4 separate regions of the Homo sapiens genome follow, and regions 2, 3 and 4 are each linked to region 1. Evidence: chromatin contacts called from ENCODE Hi-C or POLR2A ChIA-PET data. All regions are on one chromosome and are shown on one strand. Each heading gives the region's core, a stretch centred on a gene start or an enhancer-like site at or near the end of the contact. The rest is flanking DNA. Distances are from core to core; before and after follow the strand shown. Region 1 holds the start of COPB2 (coat protein complex I subunit beta 2). Region 2 holds the start of U2SURP (U2 snRNP associated SURP domain containing). Region 3 holds the start of ATR (ATR checkpoint kinase). Region 4 holds the start of TRPC1 (transient receptor potential cation channel subfamily C member 1).

What was found. Hi-C counts contacts between places; a loop is a spot of excess contacts on that map. ChIA-PET counts read pairs that join two places held with the same protein, here RNA polymerase II (POLR2A). Pooled maps may share reads with other maps.
Region 2: a loop to region 1 is called in a map of B cell, with 13 times the contacts of the local background. The contact joins the promoter of U2SURP here to the promoter of COPB2 in region 1. A Hi-C loop is called at or near these places in 1 of 168 maps with a recorded cell type or tissue (B cell), 1 of 37 single-sample maps with no recorded cell type and 7 of 50 pooled maps. POLR2A ChIA-PET finds 5 or more read pairs at or near these places in 1 of 52 experiments (CD4-positive, alpha-beta T cell).
Region 3: a loop to region 1 is called in a map of CD4-positive, alpha-beta T cell, with 6 times the contacts of the local background. The contact joins the promoter of ATR here to the promoter of COPB2 in region 1. A Hi-C loop is called at or near these places in 2 of 168 maps with a recorded cell type or tissue (CD4-positive, alpha-beta T cell and CD4-positive, alpha-beta memory T cell) and 9 of 50 pooled maps. POLR2A ChIA-PET finds 5 or more read pairs at or near these places in 1 of 52 experiments (activated CD8-positive, alpha-beta memory T cell).
Region 4: a pooled map shows a loop between it and region 1 (11-fold over the local background). The contact joins the promoter of TRPC1 here to the promoter of COPB2 in region 1. A Hi-C loop is called at or near these places in 5 of 50 pooled maps.

Annotation. Positions count from the first base shown.
Region 1 is chr3:139,387,179-139,391,816 of GRCh38, reverse strand. It overlaps COPB2 (coat protein complex I subunit beta 2), which reads left to right and starts at 2,170. Exons shown (of 22, transcript NM_004766.3): 1 at 2,170-2,269. The coding sequence starts at 2,267. COPB2-DT (COPB2 divergent transcript) reads right to left here and starts at 2,014. Exons shown (of 5, transcript NR_121609.1): 1 at 1,884-2,014. It also overlaps the pseudogene LOC124906339. RefSeq lists enhancers at 1,333-1,442, 1,322-1,884, 1,653-1,952, 1,885-2,446, 2,243-2,492.
Region 2 is chr3:142,999,583-143,004,386 of GRCh38, reverse strand. U2SURP (U2 snRNP associated SURP domain containing) reads right to left here and starts at 2,817. Exons shown (of 28, transcript NM_001080415.2): 1 at 2,714-2,817. The coding sequence starts at 2,758. It overlaps PAQR9-AS1 (PAQR9 antisense RNA 1), which reads right to left. Exons shown (of 5, transcript NR_125393.1): 5 at 3,297-3,360. It overlaps LOC100289361 (a long non-coding RNA gene), which reads left to right and starts at 2,920. Exons shown (of 1, transcript NR_034032.1): 1 at 2,920-3,542. RefSeq lists enhancers at 2,456-3,105, 2,380-3,379, 4,379-4,804.
Region 3 is chr3:142,575,891-142,580,266 of GRCh38, reverse strand. It overlaps ATR (ATR checkpoint kinase), which reads left to right and starts at 1,534. Exons shown (of 47, transcript NM_001184.4): 1 at 1,534-1,621. The coding sequence starts at 1,563. RefSeq lists enhancers at 1,184-1,283, 1,584-1,743.
Region 4 is chr3:142,721,482-142,725,944 of GRCh38, reverse strand. It overlaps TRPC1 (transient receptor potential cation channel subfamily C member 1), which reads right to left and starts at 1,911. Exons shown (of 13, transcript NM_001251845.2): 1 at 1,214-1,911. The coding sequence starts at 1,385. RefSeq lists an enhancer at 493-1,359 and a silencer at 1,618-1,667.

The sequences.
Region 1 (4,638 bases), core at 921-3,420:
TAAGAATTTTATTTCTTTAAAATTTATTTCAACCAAAATCCAACACCAAATTCTATGGGTAATATCTTAAGGCAGCACCTAGTATAGTGCTTTGTATATAGTACACATTCAGTATGTAATGGTTAAAAGAGTGAATTTACAGTCTACAATTGCAGGACTTAATTTTGGCTAATTGCAGTGGAAAACATGAGAAAAGATATAGTCCAAGTAAGAATGACACTTGAGGGTTCAGGCCCGCAACACCAGCTAGGTAGACCCTTAGGTGGCCCAGTGGTATACAAAGATTTAAGCATTCCCAGCTGAGCCCCTTGACAATAGAGATACATCATTTTATTTTGTATCACTTAGTACTGTGCCAAATCCAAAAATACTCTCTCAAGTGCAAGAGTATTCAGGAGTTAGAAATATTGAAAGTTCCACTATTCAAGCAAATTAGGTATAGTTCATATAATTTTTTCAACTCAGGATCCTCAGTCACTCCATAGAGTAAGCAAAGTATGCAATTACTAGAATTATTAGTCTCAATTTACATAAGATCACACTGCTGGCACTAAACTCCAGTTCCAGACTCTTTTTTCCACTATTGAATGCCACAGAAACATAAAAAAAAAAAAAATGGAAGGATCTTTAGAAACCATGTAGCTGGATTTTTTTTAAGATGATGAAAACTGAGGCCCATGAAGAGAGTCACATTAGCTCAAGGCTCCTACTAAAGCCAAATAATTTCGTGCAAAATCATCTCCCTCTGATTATCATTATCTACACACACAAATACATAATTTTTCTTTTTGCCTTTCTGAAAATCTGGAGGTCTGAAAAGACTTTAAGATTTCTCTCAAGTTAAAAATACACGTTTGTACGTGTAACCAGAGGGCAAGTTTTCTATGGTCCACATGTTTTCTTAAAAAAAAAAAAAAAAAGGAAATACAGGAGATGTGCAGTGCGTGTGACAGGCAAATGTTCTCGAACTTTATTGTGTAGTGTAACCCCTATGGCACAGGCCCTTAGAATTCAGCCACATTAATGAAGAGATATTTTTATGTAGTAGAAAGAGCACAAACTTTGAGGTGTTTTGTTTTGAGACAGAGTCTTGCTCTGTTGCCCAGGCTGGAGTGCAGTGGCGCGATCTCAGCTCACTGCAACCTCCACCTCCTGGGTTCTAAGCGATTCTCCTGTCAGCCTCTGGAACAGCTTGGATTACAGGCGCCCGCCACCACGCCAGGCTAATTTTGTATTTTTAATAGAGACGGGGTTTCACCATGTTGGCCAGGCTGGTCTCGAACTCCTGACCTCAGGTGATCCACCCGTTTCGGCCTCCCAAAGTGCTGGGATTACAGGCGTGAGCCACCGCGCCCGGCCCAACTTTGAGGTTTTATCTGCCACTTACTATGCAGTCTTGGCTAGAACACTTAACTTCTTTGAGCCCGAGTTTCCTCATCATTAAATGGAGATAATTCAGGTTTGATGTGAAGATTTGAGAAGAAGGTATGTCTGACACACTGCCGAAGATCGATAAATATTTGTTGAATGAATAACACAGCCAGCCGAAGCTCAACAAAAGACACATACACAAACACACCCACACGGTTGGGTAGTTGCCGTCTCCCGGGGAGCTCCAGAAGTGTAAGCTCTCAGCCCTCCCTCTGACTTCAGAAGCCTGAAGCTACTAAGCCCGCAGCCCGGTGCGTCTCTTCGCAGCCTTAATCAGTGCCCGGGCAAAGGCCTGCAGAGAATTCTCTGGGCCTCGCACCAGGCCCCAAGAACACACTGGAGACTCGTTTCGCCTTCTCCCTCGCCGTTTCCCCCCTCCAGGGCCAGAGTCCGAGGAAGCCCGATAGCGGTTCTCGGCCTCCGAAACACAACTACAACACTGGGGAGCTTGCCCTGCAGTTAGCGTCCAGCGGGGATTAGGCACTTCGTTTTCCTCATCGTTTCAATCTCTATCTTCTGGTCGGGGTCCAAGCTCAGCGGCACCACGTCACGGCCCTTAGTGGTCTAGGCCACACCCCTCCTTCCCGACAGCCTCAAGTCCACTACCAGCGGTCTGGAAGGCCACGTTGCCTAGGAAACTGGGGCGGGGCTTGGGAAACGACGGCCCTGCGCGCAGTTTGCGCAGGCGCTCCGGCCCTGGCCTCTGACTATCGCGAGAATCGGCTCCCGGAAGTTCCACGTCAGTCAGTCTGACGGTCAGTGGATCGGTGGGTTTATCTCAAGGCCTGAGTAGCCGGTAACAAACGAGGGTTCCCGGGATTGGACCGACGCAGCCATGGTAGGTCCAGATCCCGTAGAAGGGAGCGGGGTCCCATAGGTTACGGCCGATTCCTGGAGCTTCTGGACTGAGGGCCGCGGTAAGCAGTGGTCTGGGCTCCCGCTGCGGCCGCCGCCTCAGGCCTTGCGGGGTCTTGGTCGTTTGATTCCAGGAAGGGAGAAGGCGGTGGGGCCTAGGGGACCGGGGTGATTTGGGGAGGCAAAGCCTGCTAGTGAGGGGTTTTGTCTCCCCTGGCGCTTGTGGCGCTTGCCAGAGCTCCTGCAGTCTGCAGCGGGATCGGTGGTGTAGGGAAACACAGAAGCCGAATGTGTTGAACTCCGTAGGAGGCTTTGGTAAAACTAAAGTTTGCCTTTAAAACGGTGGTAGTTAATCTACACTCCTGTTGGGCTTATTCTGGGGATAGTGTGTGCTGGCTACAAACTATAAACAAGCAAAGAAGCCAAAAACAAATGTATATGGAGTCAAAAATGGAATTTCAAATGCTTTGATATCTCAGCTGTTAGGTTTCTAAGGGGAGAAGAAGGGTTGGGAGGAAGGGGGTGCTGTTTATAACACTGGCTGGTGTGCTTTTATGCATTTGCAAATCCAGTGGCTGGTAAGAATAGTAATTGTTAGAGCACTTTGTTATTATCACCGTAACCCTAAAAAACGCCCTAGACTAGTTTGCACAAGAGTGTTATAATAATAAGGAAAGAAAACGATAGTATAAGAATATCTTCCGTCTCTATTGAAAATGCAAAAAAAAAAAAAAGAAATTAGCCGGGCGTGGTGGCGGGCCCCTGTAGTCCCAGCTACTCAGGAGGCTGAGGCAGGAGAATCGCTTGAACCCGGGAGGCAGAGGCTGCAGTGAGCCGAGGTCGCACCACTGCACTCCAGCCTGGGACAGAGCAAGACTCCGTCTCAAAAAAAAAAAAAAAAAAACTTGTTATGAAGCACAGAATCAAACATTTTGGAGCTTGAAGACGCTAGGGATTAAGTCCCTCATCTTAAGTTAAAAAATTTTTTTAAATTATGTTTCTACAAGGTTAATTGTGGCAAAGTTGGAACTAGGAAAAAGTTAGGAATACTCCCAGGGAAAATGCACAGAGAAACAAACATTTTTGCATAAAATTCAGTGCATTCATTCACAGACACCCCCCCCCACAATCCATGGACCTTCTTTTTTTTTTTAATTTGTTTTATAAAAAATATGGAACGCTTCACGGATTTGCGTGTCATACTTGCGCAGGGGCCACGCTAATCTCCTCTCTATGTGCTGCCGAAGCTAGCACTATCCGTGGACTTTCTTGGGCACCCAGGTTACAGTCCCTGAACAAGACCTCAAGCCTCTTAATTAGAGCACTTCGTATTACTAACTACCTGATGTAGTTTGGGTCTGCTGTGGTTGCAGTAATGGACGTTTTTGGAAAAGGCTCTTGGATCTGCCTAATTTCATTTTCTTTTGCCGTCTTTACATTTACCAGTGTATTTCTATAATGAAATATTGCCTTCATTCTTTATATATTTTAAATCCTTTGTGGAAAATACAAAACGTGAATTCATTCATTTGTACATTTACCATAGAATATTTAGTGTCTGCCATGCACTTTGCTAAACATGGCTGCCTAATTCTCACAGCAGCTGGGAGATAGAGTTATATGTTTGTGAAGTGGTTACTGTAGGTCAGGCACTGCTCTAACTGGCTAACTCTGAATTTAATTCTTACAGCACTAAGAGGTAGATAATAATAATATTCCTGTTTTACATAAGTCAAACTTGAAAGAGGTTAAGTAAATTTGCCCACTATTGCACATCTGAAATGAGTGGTGGAACTGAAATTTAAATCCATCATGGCTTTCTAGTCTTGTGTTATGGTATCTGTTCTTAAACCCCCATACTCAAATATATAAGGTGATCTGGAGATAAAGACATGTATAAGCAATGACCCTGGCTTTAAGGAGGATCTACTCTAGAAAGCAAGAAAAGATGTGTACACAAGTGTACCATGAACAGTTAAAATGAAATCCTATAGGATTCCCTAGGAAAGAATGCTTCAGGCTAGGGTAACTAGAAAGGTCTTACTGGTGGCAGTGGCATTTAAGCTGAGTCCTAAATGCATCCAGCTTTTGGAAGGTGGAGGGATATATTTAAAGTTGAGGATACAGTGTGAGCATCCTAATCATCTTTGTCCCAAAGTACCTAGTACATTGTCTTATTCAAAATAGTCACTTAACTGTTGGGAGAAATATTATCACAAGAACCCTTGCCTGTTCGTTCTTTCTTTCTTTTCTTTCTTTTCTTTTTCTTTTCTTTCCTTCCTTACTTCCTTCTTTCCTTCTTTCTTTCTTTCTTTCTTTCTTGACAGAATCTCACTCTGTCGCCCAGGCTGG
Region 2 (4,804 bases), core at 1,568-4,067, 3.6 Mb before region 1:
CTCTCAAAAAAAAAAAAAAAAAAAAAAAAAAAACACCCCAACTAGAAGACCTGTAGAGGTTATCTAATTTAATCTTTTTATAATTAAGAAATGTTAATAATTTTGCCATATTGTACATTTAAAATTAACATTTTCCCAATGTCTAGAAATATAATAAGCATCCCTATCCATATTAACGGGAATGTAACTACCAAAGAAAACGACGAATCATGAAACAGAAGTATCTGTTCACTCCATCTGTATTGTAAAATATAAGCCACTCATCTGTTCTTTCCAGAGGAAAGGAAATCAAACCAGATATCAAAGGCTAGAAATTCTAAATACTGTAGTATTAGCCAAAATGATCTTACAATTTCTCTAATAAATTATGTGTTAGAAATAAAAAGCAGGGAAGCAGGGCGGGGCACGGTGGCTCACGCCTGTAATCCCATCACTTTGGGAGGCTGAGGCGGGTGGATCACGAGGTCAAGAGATCGAGACCATCCTGGCCAACATGGTGAAACCCCGTCTCTACTAAAATACAAAAAATTAGCCGGGCGTACTGGCGGGCGCCTGTAGTCCCAGCTACTAGGGAGGCTGAGGCAGGAGAATCACTTGAACCCGGGAGGCGGAGGTTGCAATGAGCCGAGATTGTGCCACTGCACTCCAGCACTCCAGCCTGGGCGACAGAGCGAAACTCTTTCACAAAAAAAAAAAAAAAAAAAAAAAAGAAATAAAATAAATAAAAAGCAGCTATCTGGGCAGTCATTATGACAGCTGATGACTTAGATTCCAAATCACAGGATTAAAATTTATCCTGACATTTTGAAAGCTAAGAACTTTTGATTTCCTCTAAAAACAAAAAGAGGGGAAAGAAATTAAGATTTATTATGTACTTCATAGACATTATCTCATTTGATCCTTATATCAACCATGTAAAAAAAGAATTATATCTACATTACAAATGAGGGAATTGAGGCTCCAGAGTTTAAGCAATCTGCCTTATTATCGCAAATATAATTAATTACCAAGTCAGGATTTGAACCCAAATCTCTTGTTAACAAAATTCATAATCTTCCCACTACATTATGCAGCCTCCAAATTAGTTAAGATATTCTGATTCCTTTCACAGACATCAGTAAGAAATCTGCTAATAGCATCAAGAGATTATAATCTAAGGCAATATAAACAGAAAAGATTACTGGATAATCCAATAATTTATTTATTGAGAACAGCCATACATTCAGTCATGAGAAGCACTATTTTAGAAGGAAGCCTGAACACAGACATTGAAATGTTTTCAATGTATCCAAGACCTCAAGTAGGGAATACTTAAAATATTACTTTGAGAAGAAACAAAAATTGTGAGGCTTATGCACGACTTGTTATGAACGTAGCTAGCTTTAGTAATAGCTCCCTAACGGTATGTTCTTGTCAGGAGTCTGTTGAGAAGAGTTGGTAGAGCTCGCCCCCAAAGAGAGGGAGACGAGAAAATGTACTGAGGAGGGGGAAAAAAAACTGACACAATACCTTGTAAAGAAGCCGAAACTGGCCCCTCACCAAAGTTTCTATGTAACTAAACGATGTCTGTTAAGACCATTACTAATTATGAATTAATTATTTTGGTGTACATCGTTCACCAAATGGCATAAACAGTCGGATTAGAGAAAGCAAGTAGAAAACGAGTTATGATGTTTCTCAGAACTGTAAACGCAAGCTTCTCTCCTACCGTAAATTTAACTTTCTAATAGCCGATTTACAGTCACACACTCTTTAAGATTTAACAGTCCCTAGCACCTGAAAGTGTTACACAGCTTCTTGCATCAGCATCGGAAAGTTTAACTACCTCGTGGCAGTACCAATTACTTTTAATATATTCGAGACCAGAAACCCAAACCAAAAAACGATTAAATGTCCCGCCCAAGATGGCAACTAAGAACCCAACCGTACTAATGCTTAACTACTACCACAGCTCACTGGTTTCACAATACGTGCCCAGGGTTCCCTGTAAACACAAATGCAATTTACTAATCGTATGTAGCTTACAAGTCTACGGAGCTTCTCTTTTCACTGTTTCTTCAACATAAAGAAAGAGACCACGAGTCCTCTACCCTCAAAAGTGCTTTTTACTTCCCGTTAAGGTAAAGACCACGTGTAGACTGTACATTAACCTTGGCTATGCAGCACTGCAAAGGAGAGCTGCTCCCGCCTCTGCATTTCCCACTCCGTGTCTTTGCCCTAGTGGTCCTCCCCTCACAGCTGGCGACCCTAGAGGTTATTCATTCCTTGGAGGGAAACTGAGGGAGGCCGGAAGTGAGTGAGATCCAAAACCGAGAAAAAAGCAGCAGACATTTAAGCACCGGGAAGCGATTCCCGCCTCTCTCCCAGGCGCTGTCTGGCGGCCTCAGGGCGCAGGAAGCTGAGATACAGGAGAGCGTTTTCACTGCTTCAGACCTCAATCTGAATTCCTGATTTCACTCCAATGCCAAGCGCGGGCCGAAGCACTCACGCCTCCACCCACTGGGCACGCCAGTCTCGAGCTGAATCCCGGCTGGGACTATGGGGAGATACCAGGCCTCTCAACCTGCGCACAACGGTGCGGCGGCGCCCGGGCCTACCGTCGCGACTAGAATGCAGACCCCAATCCCAATCGCCTCTCACAGGCCAGAAGCGTCTGTGGGCCCCAAACGACAGTGGTAGATCCGCTGACTTACGAAATTTTGTCAGAAATTACCTTTGAACTGGCCTTCTGAGATCCGCCTGGCGTTTTGTCCGCCATCTTGAGCTTTGCCCCTCCTTCGGCGGCGGCAGCAGCACGGGCGAGTCGAGCACCGAAAGAGCGGATCTCAGTGAAGCCCGCCAGAGGCGCCTGCAAGGCTGAATAGTCGACTGTCGAGATAGCGACCTTAGGGGCAGCCGCTCACGTGACTTCCGGTGTCAGTAATTTCCTCAGCCGCGCTCACTCCGCTAGTTTTCCTGGGAGTCACGGTGCTTGGTCGCGTTATTGGGTCCGGGAATTCAGAGAATCAGGGCCAGCTGATACTTCACCCTCTTATCCCAACGCCAACCCTTGATAGATGCGAACCAGTCGTATTTCCTTTGTGGGAAAGGAGTCGCTTTTTAAAGACGTGCACTGGCCATCTAGGGAGGAGCTTTTACTTCAACTCAAAATAGGACTGGAGCTGACTGGTGACCTGGCGCTCGATGGACGGAAACGCTGTTCTTGCCGCTTCGGCAGCTCCCATACTGGTGGGAGAGGCAAACTTGCAGTCTGCTCATCTTAAGATGGTGAATGTTGAGATAGGGTTGCTCCCGAAAAGCCGAGAAGAGGAGCCGTTTGACCCAACTTGAGGGTGATCCGATAGACACTCTTTAGGGCGTCTGCAGAGTGGGTGCGCGTGGAGACAGTCAATAAGAGAAAATCGTAAATACAGATGGTATTCTAAATCTAGCATGCATGTAAAGTTGTGTGACATTTTAAAGATTACATTTTACACTTTAGTATTGTTTTCATTTTTAATCACATAAATGGGGGAACACCATATTAAACTTTTCTGAACTTAGTACTTTTTTAAAAAGTTCTTAATCAGGGCCTAGATTCAAAGACGGAAAGCTTGCTTGAGAAGGCCATGCCCGAATCAGGCCAGGCAAGGAAAGAAAGGACATTCCAGACAGAGGGAGTAATTGAGGTAAAAGCCTGTGGCATGAATCAGTACAGCCGATCGTGCAGGTCACCTAAAGCAGTCGTTTTATTAGACCAGGTGTGGGGAGGGACGTGGTTGGACAGGGGTGCGGGTGCAGGTTCACACAGCGCCCTGAGGTCACCATCGTGCTTAGGAGTTAGAATTCTGTTCTCAGAATGAAGATCGGCCTTTAACAAGGTTGAAATGGTCAGATTTTTATTTTAAAGTATTGCTCTGAGGACTAGGGTGGGAGTGGAGGGCGTTTGTGGACCTCTCCCTAAATCATTTATTCAAAATATTTTTGAGCCCCGTTTTGTGTGTAAAAGCCTGCCCAAAGTGTTGTAGGGCTTACAGAGACAGACAAACATGCACTGTCTTCATATGATTTAAAACTTAATGAGAAATGGAGGAGACAAGGAAACCGCAAACTGACACTATGCATAATTAAATTGATGCTGCAAGGAAGGATCAATAGCTGAGGGACCTCTGAAAGAAGTAATTAATTCTGAGAGTAGGAGTGAGGAAAAGAGACGGGGCGGGGCAGGGGGGGGGGTGGTCATAGAGAAGAAAGCATTTGAACCAGCTCTGAAGAAGTAGAATTTTGTTGAATGGCGGGGGTGGGGAGCGAGGGAAGCACTTAGAACAGGATCTGACACAAGGCTGGCTCTCAAGAAAGATTAACAGACATATATGCCAGCCACTAAGGAATCAGCAGGCCAGGCCTCCTATTCTCTGTGAGGGTATGAGGGTAGAAGAACAGACAGTAAACAAGAAATGATCTGAAAGTGACAAGTGCTACACATGAAATTAGAATGACTTGCACCCTCCAACCCAATTCAATTTACTTCTACTGCTGGATTCTGTCATACTTTTTCAGTTCTGGGCCTCTTCCCTCAACCTTGCCCTGCCCTCTCATTGAAGTCTAATCCAATTCTACTCTGGGTGAAGATGTCCCTTCCTCCAGGAAGGCTTACAGTCCTCCCTCCCCACCAATCCTAAATCAGAGACCCTTCTGTTTCCAAGGAACCTATACTTTACCACTTTGAAGAGCTCAGCACACTAGATCTTAACAGGGTTTTGTTTTGTTTTGTTTGTTTTGAGACGTCTCGCTCTGTCGCCTAGGCTGGAGTGCAGTGGCGTGA
Region 3 (4,376 bases), core at 285-2,784, 3.2 Mb before region 1:
TGATTCATTCAACAAATGTTTACTGAACACCACCTATGTGCCAGGCACAGTTTTAGGTCCTGGGTATCTGAGAGTGAACAAAATAGACAAGACCTTGCTCTCCAAGAGCTTACACTCTAACTGGAGAGAGACAATAATATAGTATGTCCGGGTGTGGTGGCTCTCACCTCTAATTCTAGTACTTTGGAAGGCTGAGGTGGGAGGAGCGTGTGAGGCCAAGAGTTTGAGACCAGCCTGGGCAACATAGCAAGACCTTGTCTCTACAAAAAATAATTAGCCAGGCGTGGTGGCATGTCTGTAGTCCCAGCTACTCAGGAGGCTGAGGCAGGAGGATCAATTGAGCCCAGGCTGAGGTGAGAGGATCGCTTGAGCCTGGGAGATTGAGGCTGCAGTGAGCTATGATTGCAACATTCATTGCACTAGAACCTGAACAACAGAGTAAGACAATGTATCTAACAAAAAAAAGAGGGTGAGACAGAATGTGTATATATGTTAGTCTATATGAGGCTCTTTGGTGTTAATTTGGCAAACACCTGAAGGAAAAAGGGCAATGACAGAGTGGTGTTCAAGGCAGAGAGTACAGCAAATGCAAAGTTCTTGAGGCAAGAGCATATTTGGCTGTCATTCCATCACTTTTTTCTTTAAGATACTGTATCGGTTAACTATCCTCATGTACCAAAGAACAAATGTAAACATACTGCATGACTTTGAGTGATTAACTACATAACTTTGACATGTCAACAATCTCTTATGGTGGTCATCTTTCCAATAAATTGAGTTGAGCTAGAAAATGTGTATTGCCAAAATCCATTGATTTACTTTAAAAATTAAATCACAGGTTGCGGATGCCCGTAATGGTGGCATTTCCACACACAGTACTGTTGCTGATTTGATGAGACACAAATATATTCCAACCCCATTTTCAAATATTAAAAGTTGGTAGGGTCCTCAACGAAACCTAACAGTGACTTCAAGTTGAAAAAAAATGCTTAAAAGGAAAAAAACAGGGAGAGCCCACCTTTTGGCCTGTATCTCTCAGAAAGAGGGACAAGAGCGGTGGGAACGTGAGGAACTTTTAAAATGTGAGAGCGTTACTCTGGGGAAACCTGGAGTTTACTCTTGGCCTTTACTCGCTGGACTGTCATAGTTCTCACATTTGTGAAGCGAGTCTGGGCTGGCGGCCCTCAAGCCCTATCCTCCCCCGATGCGGAAGTCTTGCTTCTCTGTGCCTCCCAGGCTTGAGAACAGCAGAGTCTGGCCGCTCAAAACGAAAGCTTCACGAACGTCGCTCGCTCGGTGCTGAGAAAGAAGCCTGACGCGACCCGGGAAACTTGACCGACGCACGCCCGCCCGCTTGCCCCGCCCCCTAACGGCTTCCCGGCTTCCCCCGGGTCCTATGCAGAAAAGACGCTGGGCCTGGCAAGCGGGGCCAGTAGCGGCTTCCGGGAGGAGTTTTGGCCTCCACACGGCTCCGTCGGGCGCCGCGCTCTTCCGGCAGCGGTAGCTTTGGAGACGCCGGGAACCCGCGTTGGCGTGGTTGACTAGTGCCTCGCAGCCTCAGCATGGGGGAACATGGCCTGGAGCTGGCTTCCATGATCCCCGCCCTGCGGGAGCTGGGCAGGTAGGGCTAGGCCCAGCCTGGGTCCTGCATCCTCCTCCGCTGATTCCGGCTTGGGTTTCACGTGCTCTCCCCTCCCCTGCTGCGCTATGGCTGGGATCCCCTAAGCCCCCGCTGCGGCCCTTGTGGAGATGCTCCGTGGCTGATTTGGGCGCTTCTCCCTCAGAGTGCCCGTTGATAGCACATGGGGCAGTCGCCACAAACCTGCGGGAAGCCGGTCCGTGGGGGAGAGAGGCGTCTGCCGGCCCTGGTTTACCACTCACCCCGATCGAGAGTTTGCTTCCTGCAGCTGGAGGAAGAGTCCCTGCTGATCGCTTTCTGGTCACTTTTCTACACTCATTTTCTTCTCGAAAATCTTTTTCCTTAGACGAGGGACTTGACCCATCAGTTTCTGTTCTTTGTGATCACTCGTGGAGGAATTGGTTTTTAGCCTTACATTTTGTCCCCAAACTGCCCTTGAAAGAAAATCACCGCTTCTCATTTTCTGCAAGTGACATCACTTGCTGGAAAAGGCAGTTTTTTTCTTTGAAGTGAAGTCATAGTACATACTGAAGATGTGACCTCCCTCGTATTGATCGTCCAGTTCCCGATCCGTTATTTTAGTCAGAAATTGGAGAGATAGACCCCTGGGTCCACAAAATCTCAGCGTGCACAGAGTGTTGCCAAAATTTGGAGACAATTTAATATTTCATTTGCAAATGCATGTTGTCTGTAAACCTCATGAAAACCAGTATCTTACCACAAGGAGGGAGAGGTGTTGATGGCTCTCACACCTCTTCAATACACAGGCAGGCTTCCCTGAACCAGGCCTAAAGACTCGGTAGAGCTTGTTTTGCTTTGTTTGTTTTAATTCTACACTACTGCGAACAAGAAATAAATAAGCTTGTGCTGCTACCGCAGTTAAATTATCATTTGGAATAACTGCTTCCCAATTTCTTAAACTGTTTGAAAACTTTCCACACAAAGTCAAAGCTGACATTAAGCCAATGGGATAGCTACTTCTCTTTCTTTTTGCAGCGCAGTTGTGTTCATTTCCACTGGTTGGCCATCCAAATAATCTAGTCTCAATATATGAATAAAAGGATAAATGAAGGGACCATTCTTGTCGTAACTGCATCACTATTTTTGAGTGTGTGAATTTTTTCCACTTATCTGTGGCAAGTATACTTTGTGTTTAGTTTATAAAATAACCTCTACCTCTCTAAAAGAAGAGGAAGAAAAGTGATCATTGTAGGAAGTTGGTTTACAAATTTCATCTTTCAGGCTCATTGTGAAGCTGAGTATATTTTTGCCACTTTGCTTTAAAGTAGAATTAACTGGTTAATACTTCTCTTCCCTCTTCTGTCTTCCTCCGTGAGTCCTGTTAATAAAAATAATTGGTTCTTGGATTATATATAGTCGGTTTCATCAGTAGAGTTTATGTTACCTTTCATTTATTTGTAGCTATTCCAAGAGAAAGAATAGAAAAACTGACCCACAGAGAGTTGTCTAATAGTTTTTAATTGTCATGGCTTTTTCATTACAACTACTTGAATCAAAAAAGCTAATCAATTTTCATAGTATATCCATGACATAGAATGAAACAAGTGTTACCACTGTTTAAGAAAAAGGGACAGAGAAGTTGAAGAACCAAAGGCACAGCTAGCAGATAACAGAGCTAGGTTTCAGATTCAAGCTTTCAAGGCCTTTTCTTCCAAAATGTTTCCTCTTAATTGACTATGGCAATTAGACTACTGAAAAAAAAAGATATTAGTGTTCTAATTTATGGGCTGCTCTTCCTCAGTCCCTCAGATAAATTTTGTCCTATTGTTTTTTTGCTATTAGCAGTCTGCTCTGCATAATCTTGCTAAATGACCTTTCCACTCTCCTGCCTTCAACTATAATCTGCTATTTGATGACTACTAATATGTTTCTCCAAATCATGTCTTCTATAGAATTGTATATTTACTGTATACTGGTAGTTTCACTGAGTGTCCTATGTGTAGTTAAGGTTCAGAATATCCAATACAAATTCCCCACATGTCCTAGCTTTCACAAGCTTTCTTTTTTTAAATTAAAAAAATTATTTTTCTCTTATTCATTGAAGTAGAGATATCTCAGTACATGGCACCATATTCACTTAGTTCTCCAAACTGGAAATCTAGAAGTCATTCTTAACTATTTTCACATGTGCTTTCAGTCTATGTCCTTGGCCCTCTTTTAATCTGTGCTGTCTTCCCAAGTAATCTTACCTAATCTCATGGCTTTAAATGTCATCCATATGCTGATAACTCCCAAATTTATATTTCTAGATCGGAGATATATATTAGGTTGCTTACTCAACATCCACACTGGGAAGTGAAAATTAACATATCCAAAGCAGAACGCCTGATTTACTGCGCCCTTGAATTTGTTCCTTCTCCTGTGTTATCGTAAATATGCCAACCAAAAGCCTAGGAGTCATCCTTGGTTTTTTTCCCTTGTCGCTTAATAATCCATAAGTTAGTTCTGACAACCATATGTTTAAGATACATCTAGAATCTAACACTTCTCACTGTCTCCACTGCTACCACCAGAATTTCTTACCTGAACTATTACAGTAACCTTAGTTGATCTTTCCATTTCTACTTTTACCTACTTATAATAGATTTTCCACTCAGTAAAGTGATTTTTCATCTATTAGTCATATTGTAAGTTCCCCTGCACAAAACCGTCCTTTGACATTCCAGCACACTTAAAATCAGTATAAAATCCAAACTCCTTACCAAGGCCTCTAAGG
Region 4 (4,463 bases), core at 662-3,161, 3.3 Mb before region 1:
ATACTATTACATAAGAACATAAAAATGGCTCAACCACAGACATAGGTGGACTTTGTTTATATGTCAATTGTTTTCAAAAAATCATGTAAATAAAATCCTATTTCAAAAGCAGGAGGAGAGGTTAGGAAGGCTGTCATTTATTAATTACACATTCACACATACAAACAAACAAACAAAAATCCTGTGTAGTTAGTCTTTTCATAGTGTAAACTGCCCTTTGGGTTTGTTCCAGAAGTTTGCATGTTTCTAACAGAGTTTTCCTAAGTGTACAGCCATATAAATTTGGAAAAAGAAAAATTTTAGTGTTTCCATGTAGGAAACAAAAGCAGTCTTAGGGCAATCAATTTCCTATCCCTTTTGTTATATACATCACTACAAAGGATGATTGCGTGACATGGCCTTAATATGGCCATAAAAATGATTAACTTCTAGACTAAAAAAAGGATAACGCGCTAAATATATTCCACATATTTTTGCCTTGTAATTCCTGTAATTATTTTTCACTATCTTTATCTCCCAAAGAAAGATCTGGGAGCAATAAATCTTTCTCTCCAATAAAAAGCACTAACAATCAAAGGCGTTCCGTAAATCCAGAGAAAGTTTTGGCAACTAAGGCAGAATTTCTTCCGTCCCGTCCTTACTTCATGTATCTCCACCTAGGATATTCCGTTATTAATGCCAGTCAACAGTCACTGGCTAAAGCACTGGTCAGGTGAAGCTAAATAATAGAGGGTCTGGTTTTGTTTTTAAGAAAAACAAAAACCAGGTGATGAGAACCCTCCATACGAGGCATCCTAAGGTAAGGTGACGGAATTTTCCGACTGGAGTGTCGGAAACTAGCCTCTCGACTCCCGGAAGGAATGAACTGCGAGCCAGAGAGAAGACCAGGTCATTCATGCGGTCAGTAGCAAGGGCGGCGCTAAAACGCTGGGGTCGGGGCTCCCAAGGCGCTACCTAAACCCCGGACCCCAAGGCCAGAGCCACCCCCGACGGTGCAGCGCTCCGAGGGCGCAGCCCCAGCTCCACTCTCCCGCCAGCTCCACACTCACAGGGCAGAGGCGGTGAGGAGAAGACCGCCTGAGGCAGCAGGCGAGGCGGGAAGACACTCGGCGCCTGAGACAGAGGGAATGCCCCGATATAAGTTGAGGCGGGGGAGAGGACTAAAGGTCTGGAGGACAGGGGCGTCCAGAGGAGAAAGGGGCCTAACTCTCACCCTTGTCGCACGCCAGCAAGAAAAGCTTCTCATTCAGCGTATTCTCCTCCTTCACCTCCCGCACATCCTTCAGCGCCATCACCTCGTTCGGCGAGGAAGAGGATGGAGAGGAAGGCAGGGAGGAGGAGGAGGCGCCCGAGAGGTCCGTGCTCGGGTACAGGGCCGCCATCATCGCGGCCCATGAAGGGGGCAGGCCAGGAGACGGGGGCGGGGCCCCCACCGGCCCCGACCCCGACCCCGACCCCAGCCACGCCCCAGGGCTGGAAAAAGGATGAGTCGTTCCCACTGCTGCCTCGGCTCGAGGCCCGTTGGCCCCGAAGGGCGTCGCCTCCCCTGAGAACCAGCACTCGCCCTCCACTGACAGCCCCAAGTTGGTGGCGGCGCATGCGCGGCCCCGGGGCCAGCGACCCCTCCCCAGCCGCCGGCGCCCCGGCCGAGCCGGTCCGCGCCCGTCCGGGGACGACAGTGTGGCGCGCGCCAGGGCGGCAGCCGAGCACGGGGCCGTGCCAGGAGTCGCAGGGGCCGCGCCTGGGGCGGCCTAGCCCAGGAAGAGGACGAGAGATCTGTGGGAGAGGAGCTCCAAGAGGCGCTTCTGCGCACGTTGGGCTCCAGGGCTGTGGGAACCGCTGGCCCAGCTGCGCTCCGAGGAGATGTTCGCGACTCTGTCCTCACGTCATCCTCTGCTCCTCTGTAGCGACGACACTAGGGAGGAGCCTGCGGCAAGGGCGGGCTTGGGTGGGCGGGGCCTGCGGCAAGCGGGGCGTGGGTGGGTGGGGCCTGCGGTGGGGACGCACTGGGCTCCTGGAGCCCGCTGCAGCTTCCTTCGCTCTGGTGAGGTGAACCGCAGTCTGAGGAAGACTTCGCTCAATCGTCCCTTTCCACACCCAGGGTACTGGTTTAAGGTAATTAAGCAAATATGGAGCAGTATGTTAATTGAGTCTCTGACGACTTAATGTTTAGTCGAAATCCTTTGTGGAATTGTCCAGCTATTTCATATTCTGGTGCACTATGCTTTAAAGCACAATGGAGAGCCAGACTCGTGGGTTTGTATGTTGTACTCATTTTAGGCTGGAAATGAACTCTCATTTATAAAGGATATATAGATATATAATTATATTATGTTTAAATAATTTATACAAATATATAAATTTTTATTTCCATATTATTTCCATAGGTTTTTGAGGAACAGGTGGTGTTTGGTTACATGAGTAAGTTCTTTAGTGATGATTTGTGAGATTTTGATGTACCCATCATCGAGCAGTATACACTGAACCTAATTTTGTAGTCTTTTATCCCTCTCCCCCTTCCCAACCTTTCCCCGAGTCCCGAAAGTCCATTGTGTCATTCCTATGCCTTTGCATCCTCAAAGCTTAGCTCTCACTTGTGAGTGAGAACATACGATGTTTGGTTTTCCATTCCTGAGTTACTTCATTTAGAATAAGAATAATAGTCTCCAGTCCCATCCAGGTTTCTGCGAATGCCATTTATTCATTCCTTTTTATGGCTGAGTAGTATTCCATCATTATATATATATCACATATATATATACCACATATATATATATATATATATATATCACAGTTTCTTTATCCACTCATTGATTCATGGGCATTTGGGTTGGCTCCACATTTTTGCAATTGCGAATTGTGCTGCTATAAATATGCATGGGCAAGTATCTTTTTCGTGTAATGACTTCTTTTCCTCTGGGTAGATACCCAGTAGTGGGATTACTGGATCAAATGGTAGTTCTACTTTTAGTTCTCTAAGGAATCTCCACACTGTTTTCCATAGTGGTGTACTAGTTTACAGTCCCACCAGTAATGTAGAAGTGTTCCCTTTTCACCGCATCCACACCAACAGCTATTATTTTTTGATTTTTTTGATTATGGCCATTCTTGCGGAAGTAGGGTGGTACATACGGCATAGCAGTTTTGACTTGGAATTCCCTGATCATTAGTGATCTTGAGCATTTTTTCATATGTTTGTTGGCCATTTGTGTATCTTCTTTTGAGAATTGTCTATTCATGTTTTTTTGTTTTTTCTTGAGACAGAGTTTTGCTCTTGTTGCCCAGGCTGGAGTGCAATGGCGTGATCTTGGCTCACCGCAACTTCCGCCTCCCAGGTTCAAGTGATTCTCCTGCCTCAGCCTTCCGACCAGCTGGTATTACCGGCATGTGCCACCACACCCGGCTAATTTTGTATTTTTAGTAGAGACAGTGTTTCTCCCTGTTGGTCAGGCTGGTCTCGAACTCCAGACCTCAGGTGATCTGCCTGCCTCAGCCTCCCAAAGTGCTGGGATTACAAGCATGAGCCACTGCCCCCAGCCCTTTTCATGTTTTTAGCCCAGTTTTTGTTAGGATTTTTTTTTTCTTGATTATTTGTTTGAATTCATTGTAGATTCTGGATAGTAGTCCTTTGTCAGATGCATAGATTATGAAGATTTTCTCCCACTCTGTGGGTTGTCTGTTTACTCTGCTAACTCTTCCCTTTGCCATGCAAAAGCTCTTTCATTTAATCAAGTCCCAGCTATTTATCTTTCTTTTCATTGCATTTGCTTTTGGGTTCTTGGTCATGAAATCCTTGCCTAAGCCAATGTCTACAAGGGGTTTTCCGATGTTATCTTCTAGAATTTTTATAGTTTCAGGTCTTAGATTTAAGTTCTTGATCCATCTTGAGTTTATTTTTGTATAAGGTGAGAGATGCAGATCCAGTTTTATTCTCCTACGTGTGGCTTGCCAATTATCCCAGCACCATTTGTTGAATAGGGTGTCTTTTCCCCCACTTTATGTTTTTGTTTGCTTTGTTGAAAATCAGTCGGCTGTAAGTATTTGGGTTTATTTCTGGGTTCTCTATTCTGTTCCATTGGTCTATATGCCTATTTTTATGCCAGTACCATGCTGTTTTGGTGACAGTAGCCTTATAGTATAGTTTGAAATCAGGTAATGTGATGTCTCCAGATTTGTTCTTTTCGCTTCATCTTGCATTGGCTATGCAGGCTCTTTTTTGGTTCCATATGGATTTTAGGATTATTTTTTCTAGTTCTGTGAAGAATGATGGTGGTATTTTGATGGGAATTGCATTGAATTTGTAGATTGCTTTTGGCAGTATGGTCATTTTCACAATGTTGATTCTACCCATCCATGAGCATGGGATGTGTTTCCATTTGTTTGCCTCGTCTGTGATTTCTTTCAGCAGTGTTTTGTAGTTTTCCTTGTAGAGTTCTTTCTCCTTCTTTGTTAGGTATGTTCCT